Regions from separate parts of the Homo sapiens genome. Here all the other regions are linked to region 2. The links are chromatin loops, found by intact Hi-C in ENCODE. Cell type or tissue: A673. All regions are shown on one strand. Each heading gives the region's core, and the rest is flanking DNA. Links, peaks and the distances in the headings are about the cores only.

Evidence for each region. Peaks named below come from ENCODE experiments on the same cell type or tissue, not always from the same donor. Only the 100,000 strongest peaks of a DNase experiment are listed, where the experiment ranks them.
Region 1: it touches region 2 in a loop (6-fold over the local background); 1 of 110 quality-filtered maps calls a loop at or near these places.
Region 3: it touches region 2 in a loop (16-fold over the local background); 1 of 110 quality-filtered maps calls a loop at or near these places.
Region 4: a loop joins it to region 2, with 5 times the contacts of the local background. A loop is called at or near these places in 1 of 110 quality-filtered maps.

The regions. Positions count from the first base shown.
Region 1 is chr1:199,459,325-199,467,274 of GRCh38, forward strand. LOC105371680 (a long non-coding RNA gene) reads left to right here. Exons shown (of 5, transcript XR_922402.2): 5 at 840-1,110. Among named protein-coding and RNA genes, the nearest start is that of LINC02789, 310 kb to the left of the region's middle. In A673, for the core only: a CTCF peak has its summit at 4,422 (motif pointing left); a DNase peak (open chromatin) is centred at 4,387; H3K27ac peaks cover 1,753 bases.
Region 2 is chr1:199,310,863-199,318,812 of GRCh38, forward strand. All of the region lies in intron 3 of LINC02789 (long intergenic non-protein coding RNA 2789), which reads left to right. Among named protein-coding and RNA genes, the nearest start is that of LINC02789, 170 kb to the left of the region's middle. In A673, for the core only: a CTCF peak has its summit at 2,834 (motif pointing left); DNase peaks (open chromatin) are centred at 1,319, 1,949, 2,359 and 2,729; H3K27ac peaks cover 3,564 bases.
Region 3 is chr1:199,157,364-199,165,313 of GRCh38, forward strand. It overlaps LINC02789 (long intergenic non-protein coding RNA 2789), which reads left to right. Exons shown (of 4, transcript NR_147896.1): 2 at 4,060-4,122; 3 at 5,102-5,207. All of the region lies in intron 1 of LOC107985243 (a long non-coding RNA gene), which reads right to left. Among named protein-coding and RNA genes, the nearest start is that of LINC02789, 13 kb to the left of the region's middle. In A673, for the core only: no CTCF peak of the experiment used is centred there; DNase peaks (open chromatin) are centred at 2,628, 3,458, 4,108 and 4,628; H3K27ac peaks cover 5,000 bases.
Region 4 is chr1:198,889,026-198,896,975 of GRCh38, forward strand. All of the region lies in intron 2 of MIR181A1HG (MIR181A1 host gene), which reads right to left. Among named protein-coding and RNA genes, the nearest start is that of MIR181A1, 34 kb to the left of the region's middle. In A673, for the core only: no CTCF peak of the experiment used is centred there; a DNase peak (open chromatin) is centred at 3,266; H3K4me3 peaks cover 1,046 bases; H3K27ac peaks cover 4,466 bases.

The DNA.
Region 1 (7,950 bases), core at 1,823-6,822, 150 kb after region 2:
TTCTGAATAAGTGGATTCAGAATTTCTCTCATGTTTTGGCCTGAGATGAACTAGAGCTTACTGTTTTGTAGTATTTGAAGATAAGGTTTGCTCAGCATATTATTAGTACAAATAATATTGCAGATGTTTAACTTAGAAGAATTCTTTCAGGGACATTTGCACATGAATGTGTTAAATTGATCCTGTTAGTTACAAATGAGTCATTTCATTTGTTATAAATATATGGTATGAGGGCATTTTCACACAGTAAAATCCTGTTTATAATACATTCCAAAAATGCATGCCTCTATAAATGTATAAATTCATGCTTATTCTAGTAGGAAATGTTTTTCCCAATTTTGTCTCAACACTAGAAAACTTAATTTTGTGCCCAGTTACATAATCTTAGATAACAGTAGCATCTACTCCTGCTTCCTTTATAGTCTTCGTTCTATTGAATACTTAAATGTTCAATTTTATAATCATCTATTAACCTGTAAACCACCTCCAGACGATTTCAAAGAAGAGGGAAGCAGCATGGTTTAGTATCAAAAAATCCTACAATGGAAATCTCTCTGATTCTGCCATTAACTAGCTATCAGACCTCCATCAAATCACTTTACCAAATTAGATATAAGTTACTTACAGGGATTGAACTAAATAATCCTTTGAAGTTTCTTTCAAATCTAAATTCTATGATCATTAAATCTTAAATTATCAATAAGCCTAATTTTTGTGTGTTTTAACATGAAAATTTCTACATGAAATTTCTCATTATCATATTAAAAACTGATCTAAGCTCAACAATTTAAATTAATAAGCACTTATTGTTTTGTTTTGTTTGTTGTTGTTGTTTCTAGAGACAGAGTCTCGCTGTGTTGCCAAGGCTGGTCACAAACTCCTGGGCTGAAGTGATCCTGCCACCTCGGGCTCCTGTGTAGCTTGGACTAAAGGTGTACACCACCGTGTCCAGCAAACATTTATTTAATAATTTAATGGCACATTAATGGGACTTATTAAAAGTGAATGGTATACAAAGACAGACATTGACTATCATTATACTATCTTCTTTATTACGTGGGCCTTTTTAAATATCTTTCTAATTGAAAAATAAATGCATATTGATTATTGAAAATTTACAAAATAAACTAAAGACAAAAATATTACCACCAATTCCAACAATCATTAATTATATATAACATATATAGTATTAATATATTAACTAATATATATATAATTAATATAATATATATTTATGTATTATCTATATATAAAGTATGTGTTTTATAAATATATAAGTATATTATAAATGTGCATTAATAAATGTATATTTATTTATATATTCATAGAAAAGAGGCAAGTGTGTATATTCATAGAAAAGATATCAAAATATATAGAATATTCTCCTTTTTGTGAATATACAAATAAATTGTTAGTCCTACTTATGCTAGTTGAGGAATATATTGTTTCTTAAGCTGTTTTATTCCCCCTTAGATATTAAACATTTCAATATTATTAGAAGTACATATTTTTGAAAAGATAATTTTAATTTTTACCTGTAGCCATTATGCAGTAACTGTTACTGAATTTTCTTCATAGAAAATGATTAGAAAACTGGACTAAACATGAAACAACAGTTTATAGGCATCAAACAAGCACCACACGTCTAAAAGAGGAGAGAGAAGCGTGAGTCCTAATACTGCCCTGGCTTCCTGTTTGTAAGCACTTTCTAGACTACAGTGCAAAAATGCAAAGCCCAGGCAGAACATGTCTCATGTAGCAGAAGACACAGAAATCAGAGTTTGGGGAAGTCAACACGGCTGGAATTTAAAAGGCAGAGTGCCAGAAAAGAGATATACAAAGAAATAAAGAAATACAGAACTATGCATAGAGTTGAGGCTTTGGCTGAACACTAAGCTGAGCATGAATAAGGAGAGAGACTCCATGAGTTTGAACAAGGAACTACCAGGGAAGTAACAACCACTGGGAGTTGCTGAAACAGGACTGGAAGTTGTTTCAATTCTGACCAAAATGAAAACTACTTAATTAAATCCCAGTGCATTTAGTAAAGACTCCAAAAAGAAAATCTTAGTAGGGCTAAACTAGATCTAATGTACAGACTGCTATAGAACCTTCCTAACAGAGCTAAAAAATAAGCTTTGAAAATTAGATGGACCTGTAAGTAATGTAATGTAACTGCCTTCCAAACAAACAAGAAACATCTAGCTCTTTAAAAGAGAAAAATATCCATATCATCAACAATATAGTATTTATAATGTCTAGCATTTGACCAAAAACTATCAGACATGTGAAGAAAATAGGACTCATTTTAAACAGAAGAAAAATATCAGTCACTAGAAATACACCCAAATATAATGAAAGTAAACAATTTTTAGAAGTAGTTTCAAGGACTTAAAGAAAAAGATAAACATAATGAGACGGAAAAAGAAATATTAAAAAAAAAACAGAAAGAACCACTAGAGCTAAAAAAAAAAAAAGTAGTACTCAAAAAACATACTGGATAGAATTAATAGGAGATTAGACATTTCAGAAGAAAATGTCAGTTAATTTGGAGATGTTGCAATAGAAACTATCCAAACTGAGGCACATAGAATAAAAGGTGAACTGGAGAAAATTAACAGAGATTTCATGAGCTCTGGAACAACATCAAGTGGTCTGAATTTACTTATTCATAACAGGAATAAAAGAGAGGACATCACTACAGATATTATAGACATTTAAAGGTTAACAGATATTGTGAACAAATGTATGCCAATAAGTTTGACAACTTAAATAAAATAAACAGATTTGTTGAAAGACACTAATTATCAAAACTGACAAATAGGACATAGAAACTTTGAACAGATCCACATCTATGAGGGAAACTGAATTTGTAATATAAACTTTCCTTCAAGTTAAGTCCTGATCCAGGTAGACTGTCTGAATTCTATCAAACATTTACATAGTACACAGATCTTTCACAAACCCTTTCAGAAATCAGAAGAGAATAAAACATTCTCAACTTATTTGCCCTGAAAAACAGAGTGAAAAATTAGAAAAAAATAAAATTAGGAGTAGACATCTGCAAAATGGCAGAATAGGAGGTAACCCTCTCACATCCCCAAACAACAACAAAACTTTTGCACTTATCCACAGACAAAGGTCTCTCTGCTGGAGCCTTAGGATTCAGATTGGAAGTTGTGAAATCTTAGTGGAGCCCAAGATCTAAAAGTGTCATTTTGAGAATGCAGACTGACACCCAGTTGGCTGATCTACCAATTACGCTCCTTGGTTCAAGTCTGAAAACAGCCTCATTTCCCAAAGGGCTTGGCTACAGCCCCATATGGCCTTCAGCATGCAACAAAACCATCAGCCAAGCTGTCCAGGAGAAACTGCACACACTAGTACCTTGTGGAGAGGCTTATCTGTCCACTGACATCAGGGTCAGCAGTGAATGTGAAAGTTCCCCTGTAGCTTGACCCCAACCCCCTCAGCTGAGGTCCCAGCTCAGAACTGCTAATATAAGGACCTAGAGGGAAATATGACCATATCTCTCAGCTCAAGAGTCTGAGCCTCCATGATGGGCTTGCCAACATCTGTCCCATAACAGATCTTGAGCATGCCTTGTCTTAGTTCCAGTCCTTCCTGCTGCAGTGGGGAAACAATCCTATCTGTGCACAAGCATGCTGGAAAATTCATACCCACACCCATCTAAGCCAACAATATTGGCTCACCACTGTCATCTCACAGAATATCCCAAGGAAGCCCAGTCTCAGCTTTGGCCCTCCCACAGCAGTTGGATAACTGTACCATCTGTTTAAGAACCTGCTGGGAGAAACATGCGCCTCTGAGCCAATGAAACTGGGCTCTCCAACCTCCATCCCACAGCAGATTTTGAGGTGGCCTAGTCTCAATTCTGGCTCCACTTATGCTAGTTGAGAAACGACCCCTCCTGTATAGAAATTTACTGGGAAACACACGCTTGTCTGAGTCAATGAGACAGGCTTGCCAGCAGCCATCACATAGCAGGTCTTGAGGGGTCCTAGTCTCAGCTTTGGACCCTCCTGTTACAGTCAAGGAAATACCCCTACTTGTGCAGGGTCCTGCTGGGAGACAAATACCCATTTGAACCAACAAGATGGGCTCACCAGCCTCCATCCCACACAAGATCCTGAGGGGGTGCAGTCTCAACTCCATCCCCTCTGCTGCAGTCAGGGATCTATCACCTGCATAGGGCCTGCTGGGAGGCACATGTGTCTGGGCCAACAGGACACTCTTCTGGGGGCAGCTCCATGACCAGCTTTTCCACACAGCCCCAGTACGCTCTTTGGGTCTTCCCTAGGTACATTCAGGCCAGAGAGCCACATCAACCTTGGAGCTCTCACAAGACTCACAGCAAGCCTGGGATTAGAGCACCCTCTAGTGCTAAGACAACTGCAGTTATCACATGCTCAGAAAACACAGTTATTACAGGCTCAGAGATCTGCTTGGAATCTCTGGAAAGCCTCTGAATAAGGACTGATATAAACAAAGCCAGACTGTAAAGAATGGAATAAATACCTAATCCTTCAATGTGCAGACATTCTCACATGTCTGCAAACATCAGAAATATCCAGGGACTATGACCTCACCAAATGAAAAAAATAAAGCACCAGTGACTAATCCAAAGTGATAGAGATCTCTCAAATAAAATAGCTGTTTTAAGGAAGCTCAATGAACTTCAGTAAAACTCAAAGAAACAATTCATGAATTTTTCAGATAAAATTAACAAAGAGATTGAAATAAAACAAAAACAGAAATTGTGGAGTTGAAATACATAATGGATGAAATGAAATGAAAAGTACAATAGAGAGCATCAACAGCAGACAAAAGAATCAATGAGCTTGAAGTCAGGCTATTTGAAAATACATAGAGAAGAAAAGAGAATAAAAAGTAATAAAGAAGGTTTATGGGATCCATGAGACAACATTAGAAGAGCATATAGTCAGGAAGAGAAAGCTGGAAAAGTAAAGGTGTAAAAAGCTAAATCAAAGAATTAATACCAGATAACTTTCCAAACCTAGATAAATCTATAGATATTCAGGTATAAAAAGGTCAATGGTCACCAATTAGATTGAACCCTGTATTAGCTCATTCTCACACTGCTATGAAGAAGTATCCAAGACTGAGTAATTTATAAAGAAAAGAGGTTTAATTGACTCACAGTTCCACATAGCTGCGGAGGCCTCAGGAAACTTGCAATCATGGCAGAAGGCACCTCTTCACAGGGTGGCAGGAGAGACAATGAGTGCAAGAGTATTAATAAACTTAATAGATACATTTAACATTTAATGGTAACTGCCATAAGCTTGTTTAGGAGCAAACTTTCTAAACTACTAGAGAAAATAGCTGTTACTGTAACGCAGGTGTGGAGTGGTTATATTAGTCTGTTCTCACACTTCTATAAAGAACTGCCCGAGACTGGGTAATTTATAAGGAAAAGTTTAATTGACTCACACTTCTGCATGGCTGGGGAGGCCTCAGGAAACAATCATGGCAGAAGGGGAAGCAAGCGTATCTTACATGGTGACAGGCAAGAGAGAGTGCATGAAGGAGGAACTGTCAAACACTTATAAAACCATCAGATCTTGTGAAACTCACTCACTATCACAAAAACAACATGGCGGAAATTGTTCCCATGATCCACCTACCTCCCACCACGTTCTTCCCTTAACACCTGAGGATTATGGGGATTAAAATTCAAAATGAGATTTGAATCATGGCACACGTTGCTATACCAAAACACTTTAACAAGAAAGAGCACCATAGATTTATTTAATCAAAGTTTTACATGACATGAGAGCATTCAGACTTGAAGACCCAGAGACCTAAAGTAAACTATCCATTTTTATGCTTTAGGTTCAATGAAGCATGGACAGTGTGTAGAAATGTGACGAAAGGGTATGAGCTAATGCTAATAGACAGTGCAGAAACTTAGCAAGGCTGGATTTTTCTTGGCCTTTCTGTGGAGCATTTTTTTCCTCCTGGGTTTAGGGCAGGACCCCTTCTGAAATAGGGGTTTTATAACCTCTATCAAACCATGTAGTTCAGAGAATTTCTTTATGGCCAGTTCTTACAAAGAAAGGTAGGCGAAAGTTACAGAAATATTTTTAGATTTACGGCTGGCTTTGGGGGGAAGGGGTTCTGGTTTCTATGACTGACACTGGTGAAGAGGAATTCTAGTATCTATGGCTAGCCTCAGGGGAGAATGAAGGAAGAGAGACAGGAGGGCAGGACAAGGTCAGAGGAAAACTTGGCCTCTAAGGCTGCTTCTGAGGCCTTTACTTTGTGGTATCATTTCCTGAGCCCCAACAGTAACCATACACAGAAAAAAGTGGGAGGGAGTGGAAGCATAGGAAAGCACATGAAAAGTGTGAAAGTGTAATAGATCAGTAATTCACATATTTAAAGATACTTAAGCGATATCTCTATACAATGTTAACAAGAGACACACCATATAGCAATAGAAGTTAGAACTAAAAGAACAAATCAGCAAATAGTAATAAATCATATAGCATTATTAATATGGTATAAAATAAAACCAATGCAGAAAGCTAGATCTTATCACATTTCATAAATTGTATCATTTACCACAATACAAATCTTGAATCTTTAATGGTTTTCTTTTGAATATACCTTATTTGCTTATTATTTATAATTCTCTTAAATACAGTAAAAAGAAAAAAGCATAATACAAATAAAGCATGGCATACAAGGCCATTAAATAGTTCACAGCGTGTTTCCCTAAATCTCATTCAGCCTTAAACTTCCACTTGGAGGATACCAACATTCCACTTTAAATGTCTATATTTTAGGACAAGCATTCCTCCCCTTCTTTAGGGGTACAGTCTAAAGAAAGGCATGCCCATTTCACCCCCAACAGATCTCTTAGCACCTCAGTCTCTGTGTCTTCATAAAAATTTAAGATGATTTCAGTTTTTTCCAAGAACAATAGGTAGTTAACTATGATTTCATCTCATATATAGAGTGTGAGCGTATGTGTACACGCACACATACACACACACACAGAGATATATATGTGTTTGAGCTGGACATGAGAAGCTAACAGCATAATTGGGAATGAGGGGAAAGATAGGTTATAGATATTACCTAGACTATTAACAAACTTAATAGGAACATTTAACATTTAATGGTATGTGTGTGTGTGTGTGTGTGTGTGTGTGTGTGTATATACATATATAATATGTATATATATAAAATATGTATATATGTATATATATAAAATATGTATATATGTATATATATAAAATATGTATATATAATATGTATATATATAGTGTATCACGTATATATCATATATATGAGATGTTTCTGCTAATGTAATATATATACTCCAAAAAGAATTATGTTCTAAAATATCTGACACTGAACACAATAGTGTTCCAGAGAAAAATAGGGTTGAGGGCGATCCATCAAAACTTCTGAAACTTTTTATTCAGAGTACTACCATAAATAATAGCATCTTAAAAATATTCAAGCATAGTTAAAAAAGAAACATGTTAAATCCTAAAAAAAAAAAAATTATTGAATATAGGACTTTATCTTTGGGAGAGGAAAAAGAAAGGTAGAACAAGGGAGGACAATAGGGAATGACTAAAGCTGCAAAGTTCTGGAGATGAGGGCAAAATGTATTTCTAAGAGCACCCAGCCTCACTGAACCATGAGGAAGACTGGAGGTGAATCCAGTACCACGACCTTGACAGCTGCTAAGCAGGCTGAAATGTATATTTGAGGTTCAGCTGCTGTTGCTTGGCAAAACCTAAGCAGTTATCTGCTGGGGAAAAATTACATATAAGCCAATGTGCCTTCTATGTCAAAATAACATCATTCCTTATTTATGAGTCATATTAATCAATTTGCATTAGAGAAACACTTGTTATGGCAAAACAGACTTTATTCATTGTCGTGACA
Region 2 (7,950 bases), core at 951-5,950:
ATAATGCATTAGGATGCTAAAAGACACTTCCACCAGCACCAAAACAGTTTACAGATGCCATGGCAACATCAAGAAGTTACCCTATAGAGTGTAAAAGGGGAAGAAGCCCTCAGTTCCAGGAACTGCCCACACCTTTCCTGGATAACTCATGAATAATCCACCCCTTGTTTAACATATAATCAAGAAGTAAAAATAAGTATCCTTAGTCGGGCAGCTCAAGCTGCTGCTCTGTCTATGCACTAGCCATTCTTTATTCCTTTACTTTCTTAACAAGCTTGCTTTCACTTTACTCTGTGGATTTGCCCCAAATTCTTTCTTATGTGAGATCCAAGAACCCTTTCCTGGAGTCTGGATCGAACCCCTTTCCAGTAACAAATGCTCTTAACATGAGTCAAATACTTCTCAAGACACTGCTATAAAACCAAACGTATGGCACCCTCTAAATATAGCGCCCCCCCCCACCCCGCCCCCACCACCACCACTGTCCCTTTCCTAATAATTTACTGTTTAAAAGAGGTCTGATTTATACAGGAATGGCAGTGGTTCTCTGGCCCTTTCACTTGGAAATTCCTAGAAGTGGGGAGAAAAACAACCTTCTTAGGTATTTGATAAAATGTTATGTTCATGTCTAGACATTTCTAGAAGTTCATGCAACAAGGTCGTGATTCTAGAGTAGAAATCATAGCAATGAGAGAGGACAGAACTTTTATGTTGGTGAGATTAAAACTCTTTTTACAGATCTAGCTCCCAGACAAAGAATGTCCTTCCCTCCTCCTGTGACTTCCCTTCTTATGCTGACAGTGCAGCAGTAGCACAAAAGACTGCTGGGAACCAACAGCACCCAAATAAAGAAACTTTTCATTCGTAAGATGAGGGCATTTGAAGGGTATATAGCCTTCAGGGACTTTATGCAACTACATCAACCACTGAAATGTTTACATGGATGCTTTTTAGTAATGTCTAAGAACTAGGTTGCCAGCCTTTATTTCTGGTTGGAATTGATTTTCATTGCTGATGAAATCTTGAAGTTCACCATTTAACAAAAGTTAACACTGTTAGGAAATTCCTCTGCAACAAAAAATAAGACTTCCCATAACAATGGGAAGGTAGTATTTTAAGGAAGGATGCATGCGATCTTTCTGAGCCTACTAAACCCTTGAACCACTGTTTTCACTGCAGCGGGGATTCAGTTGTAGCCATGGTGAGCAAATAATCAACAGCTAACATTCTACCACGAACACATTCATGTCCCAGATGCAGCTCTAATGCAAGTTCTCTGATGTTAGGTCATTTATCTTCACCAGGTAACAAGAACACAACTAGTAAGTGGCAGAGCCAGAACTCAAATCCAGGCAGTGTTTCTCCAAAGACCATGCTTTCTAATTCTGACTCATGTCTTTCCTCAGCTAGACTTTCATAGTACCCCTTTCTCTCTCTGAAAGTTTTGTTGAGATTGTAGAAGGCTAAAGGAGGTGAGGAAAAATATAGAAGACCTAGCAACAACAATCTTCCATGGATGATTTCAGCCTATTTTTGTAATACACACCAAAGACTGGGAAAACAGTGAGAAATTGAACCGATGACCTGGAAAACCAGCTCAGGTTAGGAAATGTCAAGTCAGTAGGACTTGCTGAAGGGATGGAGATGAAAGCAAATAAGATTCTCCCACACCCCCTTTTATTTTTGCTTTATAAAATGAAAAGAAGGAAATGAGGATGATCTTCATTTTTTTGTAATAAGCCATGCTTTGTTATATGTCCTGCAAGGCAAATTCATATATACATCCTCCCCATTGTCTGTGCAAAAACTGCACTCCTTATAGAAAGGAAATAAGTAGCAAGTAACTCTGAGACTGCAGCTAGTATTCGGCAAAAATATTTGTAACACAAGTACATCAAAGTCACTAATTCATATTTCACTGTGCTATGAACCTGAAAATTCTCATAAAAATAGCATTTCCTGAAGTGCCACCAGGATATATTGACTGTTAAAAGTGGCACTTCCTGATTGTCTACTGACGCCCAAGTAAAGTATTTATTATGCTGTTACATTCAAGTCTTTTTTTTTATTTTCATGGTGTAATGAAAATGCATTTGTCTACAGTAGCAGCCTTGATTCTTTCCCATTATATTTGTTCATATAATCACTAATCTGCCAAATTTAATAGTTTACTAGTCACTACAAAAACGTCTTCTGACTTTAAGTTGGAATAGGAATAAATCAGTTATATATGCTTCAGGAAAATAAATAGATATATGTGCAAATTTCAGGAAGGATTTTGTGATGTTTACACATTTTGCAATTTGGTCTGAGAACTTGCTATTTTCAGTATAATGGGATTTGAAATACAAATAGCTAAGTTTTATTGACCATTCTCCATGCGCCAGGCACTGTGCTAAGTATTTTGTATGTATTAACTCATTTAATCCACGTATTAGCCCTATACAGTCAGTACTATTGATTCTACCATTTTACAGAAGCATACCGAAGGTTACTCAGTGAGTAAGTGGTACATCTCAGATTTAAACTCAAGCAGTCTGGCTGTAAAGTGGGATTTTTCCACCTCAGCACTATAAACATTTTAGACCAGATAATTTTTATTGTGGGAGGCTGTTTTGTACAGTGTAGGCTGTTTATCAGTGTACGTGGCCTCTCCCTCTAGTTGCCAGTAGCACCACTTCTACCATTCTTCCTTCCAGTTGTGACAACAAAAAATGCCTTCAGGCATTGCCAATTTCCCCTGAGGGATTAAAATGCCCCTTGGATGAGAACCACTGCTCTAGAATACACATTCTCAAAGCAGGCAATATTGCCCTCAAGAGGACAAAATTTGGATCTAGGGGGTACAAAAAAATTCTACTCTTTAATTTATGGAGCGCAGATACATAAGCAGCACATAAACAGATATACAATATATTTGTAGCAATAAAATTTCATTTAAAAAAGTGTCTGAAATGCTCCTTAGGAAGAAAATAATGAATAAAAGGTTGAGAAACACTGGGGTAGAACTTGTACTCTTGATCTCTATGCTATACCGCACAGTAACAGGCCAGATTTGTAAGTCTGAACTCTAGAATGAAACCTAATTTGAATACTCCCTGAAAATGATCAAGGAGATACTCTCTCTGACTTCCTCCTAGAATGAGACCATTACCTTCACCTTCCTGAGGTTTCACCATCATCATTTCAGGCTTATGGATTGGAAAACTTGGTACCTGTGAGGTTTGGGTTCAACAAAACACTTCTATTTTTCAAACATTTTCATTCCAGCTAAAACTGCAAAACCATATTAGCGAAAAGCAATTTTTCTTAAACTTTTTAATCCTGAGTGTATTTCAAACGAAATTTATCCATATATAGTTCTCATTCATTTACTCTTAATTCATCAAGATGGTGTTTTGTAAAAAGCAGTTAACAACGAAGGAGCTGTATGTGTGTTTTGTTTTGTTTTGTTTTTTAACTTGAACCAGGAAGTTGGGCTTTGCTAGGGCTAAATAGATTTAAAACCCTTTAACTTTTTCAATACTTAGCTAAATGTAATTGTCTCTCTTTACTAATCATTAATTTGAAGGCTACTTTTTTGATGTAAAATGTTTTATGGTAGAAAAAGTAACAGAGTGAACAAATGCACTTCATTACAAGAAAAACTAAAAACTGGAACATAAGAACAAGAATGTGGCCAGAGAATTGTATGTTTGCAGAATACACTGCTTCTGTAATCTAATTTGTTATAGGTTGTACTTAGTAATATAAGAATTACATATCTCTTTAAGAAGGTAGGGTTATAATTGTCAAATATTTCTCTGTTTGAAATAATGCTGTGTATTTATAGGAGACTTGCTAGAAATTCCTTCCACTTCTTCCTCCATCCCTACCCACCTCCCTACAATCTTTTAACTTTGTGGCCCCCTTTTGTCTCTTTGAACATAGCTAAAATCATTGCTAAAATAAACAGTGGGTTTCATTAGGACTAAATGTATATGAAAGAAACAGAATAAAAATCTAGCACGCATCTTTAAAAGGTGCTTTACAATTGTGTGTTCAATTATATGTTGAACATATCCATCCAAAGGTAAATGCTAAACTTTTAGACATGTTATATTAAAAAGCAAAGCAATCAAATGGTTTGGAAAAAGTTCTACAAAATTCTGAATAACCAAACTCTCAACTCTTTTATGAAGAGAAAAAAATAAACTGTTTCCATATGAAAGAAGATGATATCATTTACTTTTAGTATTTCCCACACGAATCTAGCTTTTGTGTGTTATGCAAATGCATTAAAAATAGGCAAAAACAATGAATTCAAGAAATAAGTCAATATACTGAAGATACTTAAATGCAACAGAAAGGTGTAGAACTGTGCCAGCAAAAGATTGGTTTAGAGACAGTTCCAAATCATTTTTTTATATACACAATTCTACATCCACAAATAAGTACAGTGTCCTATTGAATCCATATATCTATGAGATGGCCCAGAAATCTACATTTTACAAGCTTCCCATCCAAGGTATATGCATAGTGTATCTGAGACCCATTGATTTAGATAATGGTAATAACTGATTGTTGGACTAACGCAAAGGATTAGATTATCAAGTAAGACTTATGTGAGGCAGAGATCTTACCCATTGTCAAGACTTAATAAATTATTACAAGAATATAGGCACTTTTTAAAATCTTAAAGGGACCAGAGAGAGGTCTGGGATATTGAGAGGGGCTCCCAGGTCCTTCTTACCCACATTAGACATGCCCATCTGGTTCAGAATAGATGAGGTCTCTAAGTGAGGTCCAGGGTTTCCTCATACAGCGGGAGCATTTCAACTACAAAACATCTCTACCTCCAGAGAGCTGTAGAGACCACGTGAAATTCCCCAAGAGCCATGTTTGGCTTCTACTTACTCTTAGTAATCCTTATCCAGGGACATTTTGCTAAGGACATTTCAGAGACAAGGTTTCATTCTCCTAGAACATATTATTATTTACCCAGAGTCCCATTGAAAAGGACTGGAGGCATCCCCTGGTATAAGTCAGTGGATCACAGGCTGGCTGTTTTAACTCCTTCCTCACAAATATAAATGTAATGAGTATGCTACAGACCTGTGATATTCTATGTTGAGTGCTTTCTCAGGCTCCTGGGCTTGGACCTTCTCTATCCTTTCTACCTTAGTTTCCAAACCAACACTCACCCAAATCTTTGTTGAACTAAAACTTATGATATAACTGAGCTCCTCCTCTGATATTATTTATAATATTTTGTCATGGGTTAATTTTTCTCATGTGAAGGCTAATTCACTGTGATCAATGACTGCTTTTATTTATCGATATGACATCTAAGTTGATAGAAACAGAAATGCATAAGAATGAAATGAATCACCAATTTAAGATTTGAGGATACAAGATAAATATTGCTGCTCTTTTCAGTTTAAACTAATTCTAGATATGACAGAGGTCTTGATATGTTTATAAGATAATTAAATATAAATAAAAATTTTAAATAATTTAAAATACTTCCCTCTCAAAATGACAGTACCATCTTTTTCTTTCACTGAACTCATAAAATTAGATTAAGATGGTATAATTCTGATTTGTTCATTATGAAAAGTTGCATGTTTTCAAATAGGAAATGATGTACTTCAAATGTATTATATTTTTAAAAGTTCAAATGGCAAAATATATTGGTTTGAAGGCTGATATAATATCTCTATGGCAAAGGGACCTACAGGAAAGTTTTAGAAACCATCATATTGATTCTAATCAATTTTGCCGTGGAAAACACTAACAACCCAGCACTTGTACTACCACAGGAAAAAAAATCCTTGGGATCCTCTGTCAATGCAAGTGGCAGGGGCACTATCCAGCTGTTTGGAGCAGCAGCAGCAGCAAGTGACAACCTAGAAAAGTATTAGGGTGCAGCATTGAGTCAGTCTCTCCATACAGGCAGTTACTATGTAAATCTTTGAGGGGTTCAGTTATTAATGCATACAGAAAGCTCACAGCATATAGTTCCTTCCCTCTAACATTGCATGCTAGTTCAGATAAATATTTAAAGTAGCATGTACCAAAAAGTTAAAAGACAATTACTTAAAGCACTAATTTTGTGGTAGAGACTTTCTATATAAGATGGAAGAAAGGTGAATTCAGGAAAATTGAGGAAGATGAATTGCAGAAGATGCTCATGTAGAAGGTAAGACAGTGTGAATTTGGTCCTTTTCAACTCACTGCCACCAATAAACAAGAGGCAGGAGAATGGTTGAATGTTTAATAAATAACCAGTCAAAGGAACATGTAGATGAATGAAATAAAAATGGTGATGGTTAGGTCATGTTAAGTTATTCAGACATTCTACTCATAGTTGTTTTTTATATATCAATACATTTTTTCCTATAGCCTGGAGATACAGTGAGATAAAACTATTTTGTATATTTAATCAAATGTCTTTTGCGTTTTCTGCTTAAATGCTCACTATAAGGATTTTTTTAGTAGAAAAAATTGCATAGTCCTCCTCAGATCAGGTTTCTGGCCATAATAATTCATATAACCTTATGCTTTCTATCAGTGATGTTGCTAGTATCTAAGAACTATTGGCTGCAACCATCTAGCTCCTATGAGACCTAGCAAAGGAAGTTTTTAAAAAGATATTAACAAAGGATTGTTTTTCAGTTTTTATCTGAAAAACATTAACTGACAAGGAGACTTATGATCAACAAAAAGAAATTAAAAATGTTTACTACCCCAATAGAGTTACATGACTAAATGAAATATAGTTTCTCAGCTCTGATTCTAAATCTTTGTCTTTCCACCTGAGAAAAGGGAGAACTGAGATACAATTCACCATTATTTCCATAAAGGAATCCACACAGGGACTTTCATTCCAAATTAATCAAAAAATGAGTCTTGAATAAAACTAAACAGTTTTATACTGAATAGAAAAAAAGGCTTTTCTCTTTACAACTGTACAGAAATGAAAGAAAATAGGAATATTTGAAGCATAGGAAGAAAATATACTTTTTCAAGGGTTGTTTTTTAATCTTTATTGTAAGTGTATTCAAATATGGCAAGAAGGACACATTGGGAAGCTCTTGAGGCAGTCCAGGTAAGAAATGGTGGTGGCTTGGACCAGCCTGGTGGCAATGGAGGTAGTGAAAAGATTGATCAGGTTCTGGATACATTGTGCTTTCATTTCGGCTCTCTGCCATCTCTTCCCAACGTAGCAGTCCAAGTGATCCTGTAAAACCTGTCAGATCATGGTACTCCCACTTTTCCCCCATTTTATCTAAGCAAAAACGCAAGTCTTAAATTTTTAATTTTTTTATTTTTTATTAAGACAGAGTCTCACTCTGTTACCGAGGATGGAGTGCAGTGGTGTGATCTCGGCTCACTTCAACCCCAGCCTCCCAGGCTCCCACCTCAGCCTCCCCAGTAGCTAGAACTACAGGCACATGCCACCATGTCTAGCTAATATTTGTGTGTGTGTGTGTGTGTGTGTGTGTGTGTGTGTGTGTGTATTTTTTGTAGAGACAGTGTTTCACCATGTTGCCCAGGCTGGTCTCGAACTCCTAGGCCCAAGTGGTCCACCCGTCTTGGGCTCACAACCTGCTGGGATTACAGGCTTGAGCCATCATCGTGCCTGGCCAAAAGCTCAATTCTTTACAAAAAGTAGGGTAACTATACATTTTATTATCCAAACCAGAGCCCTACGGAATGTGAAAGGTTATTATTACAGGACAAAGAGCTTAAACTTGGGCTATTCCAGACAAAATGATGAGACCCTGTATAACCTGGCCTTTGAATACCTCTTTGACCTCGTCTACTACTTTCTCCCTGACAGTCAGCAATAACCACTGTAGCCTCTGGGATTTGGTCTCTGCTAGGAATGTTCTTATTTTACAGATCTAAATGGCTCCCCACTAATTTCTTCAGGTTCTTTTCAAAGTCACCTCTCAGTGAAAATTT
Region 3 (7,950 bases), core at 1,002-6,001, 150 kb before region 2:
TTTTCAAAATATCACCTTTCTTTTCTTTAATATTTTTCTTTGCCTATTTCTCTCAAATCCTGAAAAGGAGAAGGGAAGACAGTAGGCCCAATAAAGTGCAAATGGGAAGAAAGGGTGGTTAAAAACGATGACAGGTGTAACTGAAATCTGGAATGCTGTTAAATTTTTAACTCTCTCTCCTAATTATAGCCCTCCTGACACTTTCTGTTTCTGAGCTCCATCAGTGAATGGTGGAAATGACCTCAATACATTTCATTAACTAGATCTCAGATTTTTTTTTTCTTCTTCAATCACTTAAGCAAAGCAACTCTCAAGCCTGACTGTCCTGTAAAAGGTGAGGTCTCCTTCTTGAAGCTGAATCACTCCCTTGGGGTTTGAGGGTCATTTACCTTTGGTTAGTACAGCAGATGGAATGTTGTATGCTTGGCTCAGGGCTTCTGGCTGAGTGCCCTGGACTGTGAGGACAGTTGCTTAACTCAGAAGGTGGCTTCAGATTCCCCCTACCATCTTTCCAGGGCTCCCAGCTACTTGAGAAAGCTATAAATTACTGTTGTTAAAATGTTATACAAGAAACTAAAATATCTCAACAGCGTAAAAACCCAAGCCATTCAATTATTAATTAAAAAGGCAAATGATTTAAATAGATATTTTTCAAAAGAAGACATACAAATGACCAATAGTATATGAAAAAAAGTTCAGTATCACTAATCATCAGGGAAATGCAAATCAAAACCACACTGAGATCTCCTCCCACTCCAGTTAGACAAAAAATAACAAATGCTGGTAAGGATGCCTATAAAGCGGAACCCTTATATGCTGTTGATGGGAATGTAAATTGGTACATTTGCTATGGAAAACAATGTGTATGTTTCTTAAAAACCTAAAAATGGAATTACCATGTGATCCAACAATCTACTACTGGGTATATATCCAAAGGAAAGGATATCAGTATGTAGAAGAGATATTTACACTCTCATGTTTGTTGCAGCACGATTCACTATAGCCAAGATATGGAATCAATCTAAGTGTCCTCAACAGATGAATGAATAAAGACAATACACAATGAAATACTAATTTATATATACATATATATGTGTGTATATATATACAGACACAAAATGAACATATATACACATTGCATATATATACTACATTATATTATATGTAGTATACAATGTATATACAATGGAACACCATTTAGCCATAAAAAATTAAATCAAATCATTCAAGGCAACATGAATGAATCTAAAGGATATTATGTTAAGTGAAATAAGTCAAGCACAGAAAGATCAATACTGCATGTTTTCCCTCATATATGGAAGCTAAAAAAGTTGATCTAATAAAAGTGGAGTATAGCATTGCATTTACTAGAGGCTGGAAAGGGTAGGAGGGAGAGGAGATAGGGAGAGGTTGGTTGACAGGTACAAAATTACAGCGTAAACAGGAAGAATAAGTTATAGTGTTCTACAGCACTGTGAGGTGACTAAAGTTAACAACATTTTATCGTATATTTTCAAATGTCTAGATGGGAGAATTGTGAATGCTTCCAACACAAATAAATCATAAATTTTTTAGGCAATGGATTTGCTAATTACCATGATTTGATCATTAGACAATGTACACATGTATCAAAATATCACACTATACCCCCCAAAATAGTACATTTCTTATGTGCCAGTTAACGTAATAAAAATGTAGGTACGGCCAGGCGCAGCGGCTCATGCCTGTAATCCCAGTACTTTGGGAGGCTGAGGCGGGTGGATCACCTGAGGTCAGGAGTTTGAAACCAGCCTGGCCAGCATAGGGAAACCCCATGTCTACTAAAAATACAAAAGTTAGTCAGGCATTGTGGTGCATGCTTGTAGTCCCAGCTACTCAGGAGGCTGAGGCAGAAGAATCGCTTGAACCTGGGAGGCAGAGGTTGCAGCAAGCTGAGATTGAGCCACTGCACTCCAGCCTGGGCCACAGAGCAAGACTTCATCTCAAAATAAATAAATAAATAAATAAAAAGTAGGTACAGAATTCCAGATCAGATGTGTGCCCCAAGAAGTGATTTAAATAATAAATTATTGTTTCATTTCTGCAACATAGAAATGAGGAGCCAGTTTCTTAGAAAAATGAAAAAGAAAAAGACTTCATTGTATGAACATTTATTTCTTGGGCTTTTATTATAGTTACATTGTAGCACTTGTGTTAAAACTCATACATTTATCAAATAACCTAATGGTCCATATAGAGCATAATGAATGCTTCACAAATTATCAAAATTCTCTTGGATAGATGAGGTGTCTACATTTACTGAGTGTTTTATTTTTATTTTTACTTTTTGTATGCCAAGGTTTGTGCTAGGTTGCTTGCAATGTATTATCACACTTACTCATCACAGCTGTCCTAATGCTAACCTCTCTTTTGAACAAATAAAAAGTTGGAGACTTAGAAATGAGAAGAGTTTGCCCAAGTTTACACAGTTAATAAAAGACAAAATCGGGATATAAGAGCACTTGCTGTTTCTTATTACCACACTATTGACAGAAAATTGCAAAATGGCAGAATTTGAAACTGAGTCTCCTGCCCCTGAGTGTGTGTTCTTTTAATTATGATTCACACATTCCTATAAGCGCCTGAATTTTTCTCATGGAGTTAAGAATTGGCAGTGAACAACAAAATGTACTGAAAAATTCATGGGCTTTTGAGTAGGAATCCCCTGAGTCTAAATCTCAACAAAGCCATTTATGAGGGGTATTATTTGGGGCAAATTATTTAATCTCTCTAAGCATTCATTTCTATCTCTGTAAACCAATAATATACATTTCATAGGTAAAAATGGAAATAAAATGTATAGCATGTATTTGATATTGTGAAAAAATGCACATAACATCCATAGCATGATATTTGGCACTTAACTGTTGATACTCGATTATATAATAGACAGTTAAGTTTTTTCAAAATTATTCTAATATTGGCATAATACAAAAATATTTTGAAAATATATATTTGCCTGAGTCTATTGAGGCAAGTTGGGGTCCAGGAGCCTACAGGATAGGGGGGTGATTTAAAAGCGAAGATAATAAAAAGAAAAAGAAAATTAGTTTCTAAAATGCAAAAAGGAGGTGGAGGAATGTAATAGCATTACAAGACAGGCTAATGTCTTGAGATAAAATTATCCAAATATGTCCTTCCTCCCTACCCTCTTTCTCTTTCACATAATAAGGACTAAACTACCACTAACATGGATGGAGTATATCCCTCCATGTCTCCATGCCTATTACAGCAGCCAAGCACTACCCAATAATGAGATAGTAAGAGAACCCAGAGAAGAGATGGTATATTACATAAGTGGGGAAACACCAAGGGCAAAGGTAGTCCTCTAGTACCTCCTCTCCCAGTCCCAGTCTAGACAGAGGGAGTTACAATCCAGATTTTGAACACTTGTGCTCCTTGATTTTCCTTCCCCTATCCCTAGGCCCTGAAAGTTCACAATCTTAATTTATATTTTTTGGTGTTTTGTTTCTGTTTTGCTTTGTTTTGTATCTGACGTTCTCTACTTGCACAAACTTTGCCACCATGTTTAAATGACTTTGCATAGGGTTGGTAGTTCCTTCCAAGGAAGGAAGGGAGGGAGGGAGGAAGGAAGGAAGGAAGGAAGAAGGAAGGAAGGAAGGAAGGAAGGAAGGAAGGAAGAAGGAAGGAAGGAAGGAAGGAAGGAAGGAAGGAAAAATTATCACAGCAAGCAGTAGGGGACCTGAGGTCTGAGAGTAAGATCTTATTAGTCATAGACAAAATTTAAAAAATACTTTTCTTAGTGTGATTAAGTATGAGTAAATTTGCAACTCTGTATAAGAATCTGTTCTCACTCTCAATTCTCTAATTCATATTTTGAATATCATTGAAATAAACTTTACATTTCAATAAAAATACTCAATTTAGGTAGTAAGAAGCATTTTGATTGGTGTTAGATGATGACTTGAAATAAGTAAACTGACTGGATTATATTAATATTTTAATTAATATTTTTCCTCTCTGAATATTTTTCTTTCCTTTCTCTTCCTTCTCTTTCAGCATGAAATCAGCTCTGTGCTGAATGCCTCAGGGAAGGAATGTGGCAGAGAACAGAAAACAAAAGTAAGCAGCCATGGCTGTATTCATTTTCTAATTAATTCACTCATTTACTCTTTCAGTATATAGCACTGCTGAGAGAATTCCAAAATGGTAGCTTTTTTCCTCCTAAAATATGTCATGTCAGCTCATAACTTACCCTTATATTCATTTATTTAATAAACAAATATTTGTGTGTGTGCTCTTAGCATGTATCAGAGTATTCTGGATGCCGGCTGCCAAAGGTAAAATGGCAAGAAGACAAAGACCCTTTTCATGTGGAAGTAGAGGGCAGATAATTTTAAAAAGCAAGGAATTGCCTTGATGTATTTTCTATGCCCAAACTAAACTCCAGAGAGGAGAAGAAACATTGCGATGTAAACACACAAAAACAGAGAGACCTGAAAGGAAAAGGATTTTCCTCAGAGAATTATCTCCCCTCAGATTAAGAGAAGAAGGCAATGATGAGAGACCTGTGGTTTCCTGCCGGGGCTGAAGGTACCTCCCCTCCATTTCCTAGGAAAGTACAGCAAAAGGAGAAAATGGCTTCACACTGCTTCTGGGCGAAGAGAACATATGCCCTCTCTCCCAAGATTTGCCCACCAACCATGCTTGGCACTGAGGCATCAGAGAGAACTAAGGGACTTGTAAAGGCCACATAGGCCAGGATGACAGCTGTCTCAGCAGCTACAGGCATGGACTCACAGCCAACAACCAAATGGGCCATCCCCAACTCCTTGGCATTAAGACCTTAATATCATAGTGAAATCCTAACTAGAGAAATGTCAGTAAGGATTGGGGCTTGGGAGTTCAGGTATTTTTTTCCCAGCAGTCTAGTGGAATTTGTTCTGGAGTCAGAAATTAGATAGCTTATAAAAATTAAGTAATATATCATAATTTTTAATTTCATAGACTGAGATATCTATTACACCAGTACGGTGCTTGGGTAATCTATCGTGGCATCTTTCTTTTTTTAATTTTGCATTTTTTAATGTTTGTATTTCAGATGGTGTTTCGCTCTGCTACCCAGGCTGAAGTGCAGTGGTGTCATTATTTCTCACTGCAGCCTCAAACTTCTGGCCTCCAGCGATCCTCCTACCTCAGTCTCCAGAGTAAGCAGAATTATCAGTGTGAGCCACTATGCCTGGCTCTGTCTTGACACTTTTGTATTTTTCAACGCCACATTGAAGCAGCTGTCAAGTCCTGTCTCTTCCTGCACACTCTGTGTGTGTGTGTGTGTGTGTGTGTGTGTGTGTGTTTGTATATTTCTCAAAAGTATTGCTGCCTATCTTAATTACTGTTTCCTTGGCTCATCTCTCCAAATTGCTACCCTAACCAAATGTCCCTGCTTCCAGTTTTATTATCTTTCAATCAATGCAATACCCAGTGCATTTTATTTAAAATCTGTATCTCACAATGTCTCTTATCTGTTTCATACCCTTTGGTGGTATCTATCTGTCACAGTTAAAAACATGACCCACAAGCCCTTCCAGGAACTGGTTTTTCTCTTCTCCAGTCTTCAGCCTTAGCTCCCTCTACATCTTTCAGTTTGGTTTCTGATCCAGCAACATAGCCACATATTTTTTTCCCAGTTTTAGATCCTTTGCTCATGTTGTTCCCTCTGCTTGGAATTACCCTCACTTTGCACTCACTTTGCCTTTGTAACTTCCACTTATGCTTTAATGTTCAATTCAGGCATCCTTTCCATCAAGATAGTCTCTGATTTTGCTTTAGTCTACTTCCTGTAGTACCACTGTAATTTATGTAATAATTACACATAACTCCATTTTATATTCTGTGGACATCTAATTATGTATCTGTCTCTGCCCACAAACTGTGAGCTCTTTGAAGGCAGGAGCCATGATCACCAATCTTTAAGTCTCTATTACCTACAACAATTTCTGGCCTAAATAGGCATTCGATTCATGTTTGTTGAACTGAATAAAATTATCTAAACAGAAATCTGGCAACACTTCAGGGATCTTTCATCAGGAATCTAATTTTAGAGAATCCAGATGTTTCCAGGCAAGCAAATTAATGTGCCAGTAATTCTTCAGGGTCCATCAATGTATACGTTGTCTGATGAGTTTAAGGACTGATCAGATGCTGTTTCACAGACGTGAATGTCTAGAGCTGTTCCTGAGGTAAGACACTTTAATTATGTGGATGTGCCCTTTAGATTTGTATTCAGTGCTATCGTCATGATTACCAGAGCAATCATGACCATAATAATAGCAAGAGTCCCTTGCATTTATATAGTAGCTCATAGTATGTAAAGCATTTTCTTACACATCACAGCTTTAAAAGATAAACAGGGTAGGCATTATTATCTCCACTTCAGAGATGAGATAACTGAGGTTTAGAGAGAGTAAGCATGTGGTCTAAGACCTCAAGCCCATTAAACTGCAGAGCCAGAACTGAACTGACTTGTTAATCTTTGATTCATGCTGTCTGCTTAAATTCATGTCAACGATCATGTTTTCTAGAGGAAATAGGAATTGCCTATCTAAGCTCACTTCTTTTCATTTCAAACCTAGATGCAGGATGTGCCTAAAGAGAAAGAGAAAGAGAGGCATGATTTCTGCTACATGTCATTACTTTGGGTTCTTCAAATAAATCAATTAAATGTAAGCAAACTTCTAGTAAATAAATGAGTAACTATAATTGCTATGGAACATCTAAAGGTAATGTAATGGATAACTAATTGTTTTCAACGTGAGTGTAGGATTGGCACACAAAATTGGCAGAAACAAGGCAGCGTCTTTTGGGGACTTCTTGATCTCATTTATTTTTCTGTCTCTTCTCCCTAACTCACCACTATACATGATAAACTTAAAGCAACTAATCTCTCAATAACTGTTCTGCACTCATGTCTTATTTCCTGTCCTACCTGTCAAGTGCCATAGAGTAGCATTAATATCTTATTCAGTCTTATTAATTCATTTAATAAGCATGAATTAAATGTCAATTGCGTGCCAAGATTCTGATATACTCGAACGTTACCAAGATGAATGAGACCAAGCTAGCCTCAGCTCTCGTGTGGAGTATGCAATCCAGTGGGGGAAGATAGGTGACAATGAAAGCAACATTCCTGTGGGTTTCAGAAGTATGTGGTAGCACAGTGATAGCCCCCAAAAATGAATAAACCATTTAGCTTGGAGGATTCTAGTGAGACATCAGAGAAGATGCATACAACCTTTGAGCTTCAGTTTTATCATAAAACTAGTAGATGGTCAATAAATGGCACATAGTAGATGGTCAATAAATATTTGCTGGTTGATTAAGACACAATCTGGTACAAGTTATTACAACCCTGCTAAATTCAAATCACTATAGTATACTCCCTCTTAGAAACATTAGCCTTATAACTTCATCTGAGTTTGTGGAATTAAAAGTTTCTCTCTGTATTATAGAAACTTCAAGCATCCGCAAAAGACTGGGCAAGACATCCTTCCAGCTATATTTGACAATCACCTCCCTTGCCTATGAGCAAGGTAGTAAGCTTTTTCTCACAAGCTGTTCACTCTGAATGAAGAATTTGTTCTTTTTCGGGGGACTGAGTGTCTCTTACATGAGAGAGGTTTGTTTCTTCCTGCCCAATTTGAGTTTTTGTGTTCTAACATTAAAACATAGTGAGTGAAGATTCTTTTCATCCACCCATTTCTAAGTCAGATGAGTCAATGTGAGATGGCAAAAGAAATGATGATCACTTAAGAGACCCTGTGATCTCTTAGAGTTGACCACAGAATTAAATATGGCTTCTTCAGGTAAAAGTCAGTAAACCAAATTAACTGTCACCTATTATACTTTTCCTCCTTTGCTGGCACGTCACCTATTATATTTTTTCTCCTTTGC
Region 4 (7,950 bases), core at 1,382-6,381, 420 kb before region 2:
CATAAGACTAAGCAGAACATAAACACACACATTTGACCTCTGTAAGAAACCTCAGCAGCTAAGTCTGTAATAAAATATATGCTGCATGATTTGCAGAATCACACCCAATGCTCTCCAGATCAAGTCTCTAAATTTAAAAAATTGTAAAATGTTAACAATTTTTAAGCATTACATTGTAATTTTAAATGTATATACTACATTATTAAGGGGAAGCTACACTGTGGGAGATTCTCGTAATAGATTCATTATGTCTTATTTCTTTAAGAAAACTAGAAAAAGGAAGTAGTTCTTGGGATTTGCACATAGTCTTGATGGCTCATTGTACATGAACTATTACATTTATGCCAAATACATATGTAATTTTTGAATGACAGTATGTCAATGATAGCTTCCAGCACCCAGTGTATTTTAGGTCTTAATGGCTTATATGGTGATTCTCCTTTATATTAAAAGATGAGCAATATTATTTTTAAAAAGTAGATAGTGAGTTTGAGTTAGAGATACAGATATTTTTGCCAAGATTAAATCTAGTATTAAAAATGTTACTTATCTCTCCATTCTAATTAGACTTAAGAACTATTTCCAGTTTCTTTCCTAGGTGAAAATTTTGGGATGATTAAAGGCTGTATGTTTATTGGCTAAAACTAACATTTCCATTCTGTCAAAATTTATGTTATCAGGTGAGAAACTTTTGATAATAAACTTCACTAAAGTCAGGTTTGAATAGCTTAAAGGCAAAACGTCTTATGCATAAATCATCTGCTTATTTTATTTTCTGCCTTGATACATTTTATTATATTATGGCATAGCAAAATTCTTGAATGCAAGTTTCTGACCAAGAGGTCTTTGGAAAATAAAGAGTGATTTTTAAATGTGTAAGAAAAAGGAAAAAAAAAACAGCTTAATCAGCACTATTTCTGGCACAAATCATGCTCAAAGTGAAGCAATTCAAACATATTGGGCATTTCTGCACAACACTCATCAACAAGCAAACAGTCAAAATCAAAGCCTGTAACTGAACTCTTCAATCATATTGTTATAAATATTTGATAATTTTAACCATTTGTCATGTAGCAAAGGATATCTATAACTTTTAGCTGAAAGGATGTGCTTTCTTTGTTCTAAATATTTCAGATCAGTTTGTATTTAATAGAAACAGAGGCTCAGTTTGCTGTCTGGCCCAAAGTGGAGATTAATGGAGATGCTTCTGTTGAAAAGCTTTTACTTAGTGTGTATTATTACTCAACTTTGACATATTATTAGTAAAGACTTTAGAGGATGAGAACAGTGTCCCAGGCATCCTCTTTGTGTTTCCCCTAAAGTCCAATACATAAGTCAAATGATGAGTGCCCTGACGGTAGAATGGTGTGCCCATGTCTCCTTTGTGTAAGTGGATCCCTTGGCAATTAAAAGTACATCACTGGCGTTTTGTCCAGACCTCTGCAAAACATCAATGATGTGTAAAGACACCATTTTATAAAAATAATTCTGCTTTGCTGATTCTGAAAATAATTTATCTGACTATGAATGTCCAGGAACAACCCAAGATTGATACAGCATTTTTTGTGACTCATTGCAGGCTGATGAAAAGTGAATTTTAGTTAAGATAAGAAAGGCAAGCAGCATGAATGGCAAGAAAAACAATCCTAGAAAATGTGTTGTATTTTTTGTGTCCGATTTTGAAATAGCTTTTTAAAAACTTCCTATCAACGTCTTTCTAGAATCCATAATTGCTAATGGTTACAAGTATCAGCCCCAGGCAAATTGCCTAGTGAGATTTTCTGCAGCAGTGAAGGTAAACAAACCAGTCACTTTCTAAACAAACATTACTTTTATGGTTATTTAAGCCTGCAGTATACATTGGAGCATTAAAATAATATGAGAATGCACAGTATCTTCTGGTTATCATAGGAACATTTGAATAAAAGTGATCAAACGCTTAAACATAACACAGAATCAGTGTAATAGAAAGATATTATAAATACATTGCAAAAATATTTTTAACAAGAAGAGGATATTAGAAATTAGAGTCACTGAATACAAGGCATCAGAAATCACTTAAGATGAACTATTAAATTGTGTGTGATAGAAAAAGAGAATAAAAAAAGAAAGAGAATAAGAGAGAGGAGATTGAGATTTAATCACTATGAGTGTAAAATTCCAGAAGAAATAATTAAGCAAGGAGAAATATTAAATTTAATTGGAAATTAGGTCAAATAAAAATATACAATGGAAAACTTTGCCATATTTTAAAAGAATGTAGGGAAGAGGGAAAACGGAAATAAAAAATAAAATTATAAACTAAATCAAAATCATAATTAATCATATTTTTGCAGAGCTTTCCTGTGAATCAAAACAATCCTCAATCTGTTCTGTAGCAAGACAGTTTAGTTTCTTGGAGATCATTGGCAATCATTTTGATTACCAAAGTAATTGTAGGGCAGTACTAAAATCCATTTCATTCTTAATTTGATGAACAAAAGACACTAATGCTCTTAAAATGAGAATAACAATTATTTGTAGCCATTTCAAAGATAAATTTGCAGTAAATCAATCCAGCAGTCATCCCTTTGATTATTTTTAAAGAATAAGAGAAATCTGAATAAAAAATATATAGATTTATCAGCTCAAAAACACAAAATAATTTTAGGCATTTGGTGACACTAAAATGCAGTTAGATTTGCCCAACATTTAATATTTCTGCTCTTCTTTTGGAGGTCTCGATTTCTAGAAAATTAATAAGTATCTGAAAATCTCTGCTAACAGAGGTGCTACGTGGGCAAATACAGAGCAGGATGATTCTCACAATACTTACTTTCTAACTCAAATTAATTAATTCTCTTCCAATGATTTAAATAGGAGCATATTTTTGGGTAAGTCTTCTTCCGTGTTGATCATTTGAGAAAATGATGGCAGAAGTGAGTATGAGCAGAATGAGGTTTAATTCTCTAACATACTACTCTATATTTAAAATGATTAAATTTGGAATATGATATCATTAAGAGAAAGACAACATTAACACCTGTAAGTTGTTCAGATTGTGACATGTTGTACATTTGTGTATAATTCCAAAATGTGGTTGCCACAAAATAATGTGTTCACCAATATCCAAGCTTTTTGAGCTGCCAGAAAATATCAAAACAATTGGTGCTCTTTGGAATGTGTAGTTAACTTCCTGCTAGGAGAGGAGTCACAGCTGCTACAGTAGCAGTGGGTTTCCAGATGTCAAGGCTGTGAGGATAGTGAGGTAATTGCAGGAAGGAAGGGATACAATTTTGTTATTACAGATTACCCTCCCCATTGAAATCTCTGGATACAGCATTAGTATCAGTGCTTTGGATATGCACATTGTGAACTGGAGGTCTTCATGTTGAAGTGTAGAGGTCTGTGCATTTGCTTCAGTCGAAAAAGCTGAGCCAGGCTTATTAAAATTTGTGGGAAACAGAGTAAATGCTCTCAAAGCTGTATTATTGGATTTATAAAGCATCCATAAGTGTTAATATGTTTTATCAGCAAAAGTTGGTTTTATAAGGACAATAACCAAATAACAAAGTTTAGCTATAAATGTTCCAGTACTATAGCTCATCCACTGAATTAAGAGAAAACAAAATGTTTAGATACCGATAAATTAATCAGCAAATCTGCTTAAGTCCTTCTTTGTATACTAGTGACTGAGTAGAGGAAACAGATGATGATTTTTCCAGTATTCAACCTAGAAGAATTTCTTTCTCAACTTCCCATGCTATGTAGTCAGAAGAGTACAAATTACTGAAAACTCTGTTTTTCATTCAGAAGCTACAATCATGGTGCCATATTTCCATATGGGAATTTTAAACACTACAGTATTTTGACATATTTTATTGTCAAAACCAATACATATTTGTCCACACAAATTAAATTGAAATTAATTGAAGAAATTCAGTTTGATAATTTCTGGTGTTTTTTTTTTTCTGTTGAGGGGTCTGTATTACTTATTGTACTGAATGTACATATTAGCTTAAGTTTCTCTGTAAATGAATGAAATAATTGGTGCATTAGTTTCACCTAAAACAGGCAGGGTTGAGGATATTCTGAGACTTATGTGAAGTTGACAATTCTGGATTCATTCTACCAGCCATGAAGAGAGAGACTTCTCATCTCACTCATAACAGATACACCATCCTCTGCTGAAACTCTAAGCTTTTCATAGTTTTTGAGGGCAGTTACATATCACTATTGAATCACACTGAGCTATTCATGGTCAACTAATAGCCAAAAGTCCCATGTGCCATTCTTATTTCATGTCTCCCACATTCTATGGAATTTTGAAGTTAAGGCTAGAACTTTATGCCTGTCTTGCTAAACCTGACCTATTATATCTGACTAAGGCACACTGGATTGTACAATTCCAGAGAGTGCCATTCCTATCATTAACTCATAAGTGTTCTTTCTGAAGTTACACAGCCTCTATGGCCGCAGGTGGCCTTGTCTACCTTTGAATTTTGCTTTTAAATCATGGATAATTTATTCACTACAGCAGATGTCCTCTAGTTTAATTAATAATATACCTTAAATTTAATAGAATCCTATCAACGTTTAAATAAAATTATTGAATTAGCGGGGTCTTAAAGTACACGTAGGTGATGACTTATAGAAGGACAAGAGCTATTGGGTACTTTAGGGAGGGCTGAAGACTGAGGACATAAAATGATTAATTCTTTTGTGGCAGGTGAAATAAGGATAATTATGGGAAAATATAAACAAATATTGATAAAAAAGTATTTGCTAGTCTAGGAGAATGAACTTTGACTTTGTAGTAGGCATTTGAAAAAAAAAAGATTTTAGCTAATTCAAATCCCCATTTAGGAGTTGATTATCAGTTTTGTTTTTCTTTTAAGGTTTCCTGTCTTTCAATGGCATGTAAAGAATCTCTCATTAAAACAACCACTCTCCTAAGTCATTCTTTCCAGTGGTAATGCTGATGTGGTCTGTTGCAAATGAGAAAACCCAAATGAATACAATTTATTTATTTTCATCTACACCGCCTTTGCTATTTTAATAAAGAGAAAGTTCTCAAGTCAAAATAAGTTGTACCTAAAATTAAGCATGTCTCCAGAACAATGCCTCTCTATACTACTGCATCGCCGGAGAACTTGTTAGGAACACAAGTTCTCAGAAACTCTGATCATCAAGCCCAGCAATATGCATTCCAATTAACCCCCCAAGTAATGCTGACACAGCTAAAGTTTGAGAAACTTCGGCCTAGCAAATCTATGGTAGCTGAGTGTTTCTTCAATAACTAAGTTGGAAGAAATAGTGACCCAGTACTTGGTTAAAGGAAATTGTAATTTCTTTTCAATATGAACATATTCACTGTAAAAATGTTTAGTCACATTTCAAATATACTGGCAAGGATAAGTTCTCATATCCACTTTTCCCCTTTATTGCATGCCATATTATTTGTTTTCAGGGAAACACTTTACTGTAATTTAAAAGTGCAACATACAGGAACAAAGCATTGTTACCCTAAGCTCTTCATAAAGAAAAAAATTGAACTATAATCATGCCACCATTTTATTATTTAGTTACTACAAGTTGGACTATAAATCCTCCCAAGTTTAATATCTGAATTTTGATACTACAGATTCATGGTAATATGTTTAGCAACATTACAATTAATACCTGAAAGGAACTGATCCCACATCTATCCTCAGTGAACAATGCTGGGTCTACAAAAGAAAAATCTATTTTAATATTCATGGATCTAGATAGCTTATTAAAACCTCAAATTTTAAAAATATAATAAAAGAGAAATATTGGTATATTTAAATTTGGGGGCCTTCACATCACCTAGTAGAAAATTTTAAAGTAAGTGACCTGGTGAGGTGAGGTGGCTCATGCCTGTAATGCCAACACTTTTGGAGGCCAAACTGGGAGGATCACTTGAGTTCAGGATACCAAGACCAGCCTGAACAATACAGGAGGATTTCATCTCTGCAAATAATTTTTTTAAAAAATAGCTGGATGTGGTGGCACACACCTATGGTTCCACCTACAATGGAGGCTGAGGTAGGAGGATTGCCTGAGTGGGGGAGGTTGAGGCTGCAATGAGCCATAATCACGGCACTGCACTCCAGCCTGGGCAACAGAGCGAGAACCAGTCCCAAAAATAAGTAAATAAATAAATAAATAAATAAATAATCCTTAGGAGCTTTGGGAAATTATCCATGAAAGTCATAAAGAATGAAGGGCAAATTAGCTAAGTCATTCCAGGTGCTCAATGAGGAAGCCATATACACAAACACACACACTCATTAGATATTTATAAATTCATACTGAAGGGAAATCTTCAACATTTACTAAATCTTGAATTGTTCATGTAGCTTTTTTTTAACAGATAAACTAAGCTAAAAGTTACTGGTTTAACAACTTTCACCATTTTTGAAACAATAATGGATCAATTCCATATAATATACTTTTTTCTATTGTGTAAAGCTGAAGATTTCATACTACCTAGATATTTCTCTGTTATTGACTTGCCTCCTAAGCTTCCATGTGACTATTATTTTTTCCTTTCTTATCAATTTATTTCCACCAAAACACACACACACACACACACACACACACACACACAGAGAGAGAGAGAGAGAGAGGCATATTAAGTTAATAGCTTCTCTGCCATCTCATCTTAGTTTAAAAAAAGTTAACAGTCCATATTTTAGACATGATTATCATGATTATCAGCTCAATTTAATGATGATTTCCCAGGTTCTCTTCAGATTTTATCTTTCACTCTCAATGTTTGTGGTCTCCCAAGAAATCTGTGCTTTAATACATGGATAAAGCCAACATTTATGGAAAGGCACAATGAAGGCTACTCTTCTGTTAAAATCAGCTCCATGTAGAATCATCATAGTAGGGTCTTGTTTTGTTCACTGCCACAGAAAGTTACCTCTAAAAACCTATTACCATATTTAACTATAATACACAAGAAAACTTTTTCATACCCAAAGGCAAACATTTTGCATCTATTTACCTTATTTGCACTGCAAATTTTCAAATAAGGCACAAAATAAGAGCCTACATTCAACATCTTTCAACATTCAACATGTGTTGTGTAGCAAATATTTCAAGAGATGAATGTACCATTGCGATTCTTATTTTTATATCCTGCAGAAACATTTGCATTGTAGAGCTATTCTTAACTTATTACATAAACTTTCTCTGTGCAAAATTCCTATTAATGTGAATGCAAATAACCAATCAAACTAATTTTGCATAAAGATAAATGAAGAAAGCAAAATTGCCTAGACAAATAGTCTAAGCAGATTTTGTTCTCAAGGGAACATTCGGCAATATATGGATATCACCATAGTGGGAGGGGATACTATTGGCATCTACTGGGGAGAGGTCAATAATGCTGATAAAAATCCTCCAATGCACAGCAAATTTCCTCAGGACAAAGAATTATCTGGTCCAAAATATCAATAGTGGCACCTGTTGAGAAATTCGGGCCCAGAGAAAAATAAAGTGTTCTCTAGGCCAATATGAATTGGCCATAGTTACTGTAATTTCCATGTTTCCTACTTGAAAAATGAAAGCCTTCCATCACAGCAGTGTAACCCTGCAACATGAGTGAAATTCACTTTTCTTATACTCAAAATCTCCACTTCCACTCTAATTCTCAACTCCTGGGGAGAGCTTTCCTTCTAAGTGCAGAAACTATGACTAATTATTACAGACAAGCATTGAATCTTTATTGACTAACTAACATTTTTGCACTGGCATTTTGAATTATGTGGTACATTGCCTTGTGTGAATGTTCAGCTTTGTTAATCACTTTCTTTTACTGAAAAGGAAGTTATTACATTATGAAATTACTGCTCCTTATAAAAAAAGTAGTAATTTCACTATCTATATAATTACTATTCCTAATAAGACTTTTATTTCTATTTCATCTCTTTCTAAATT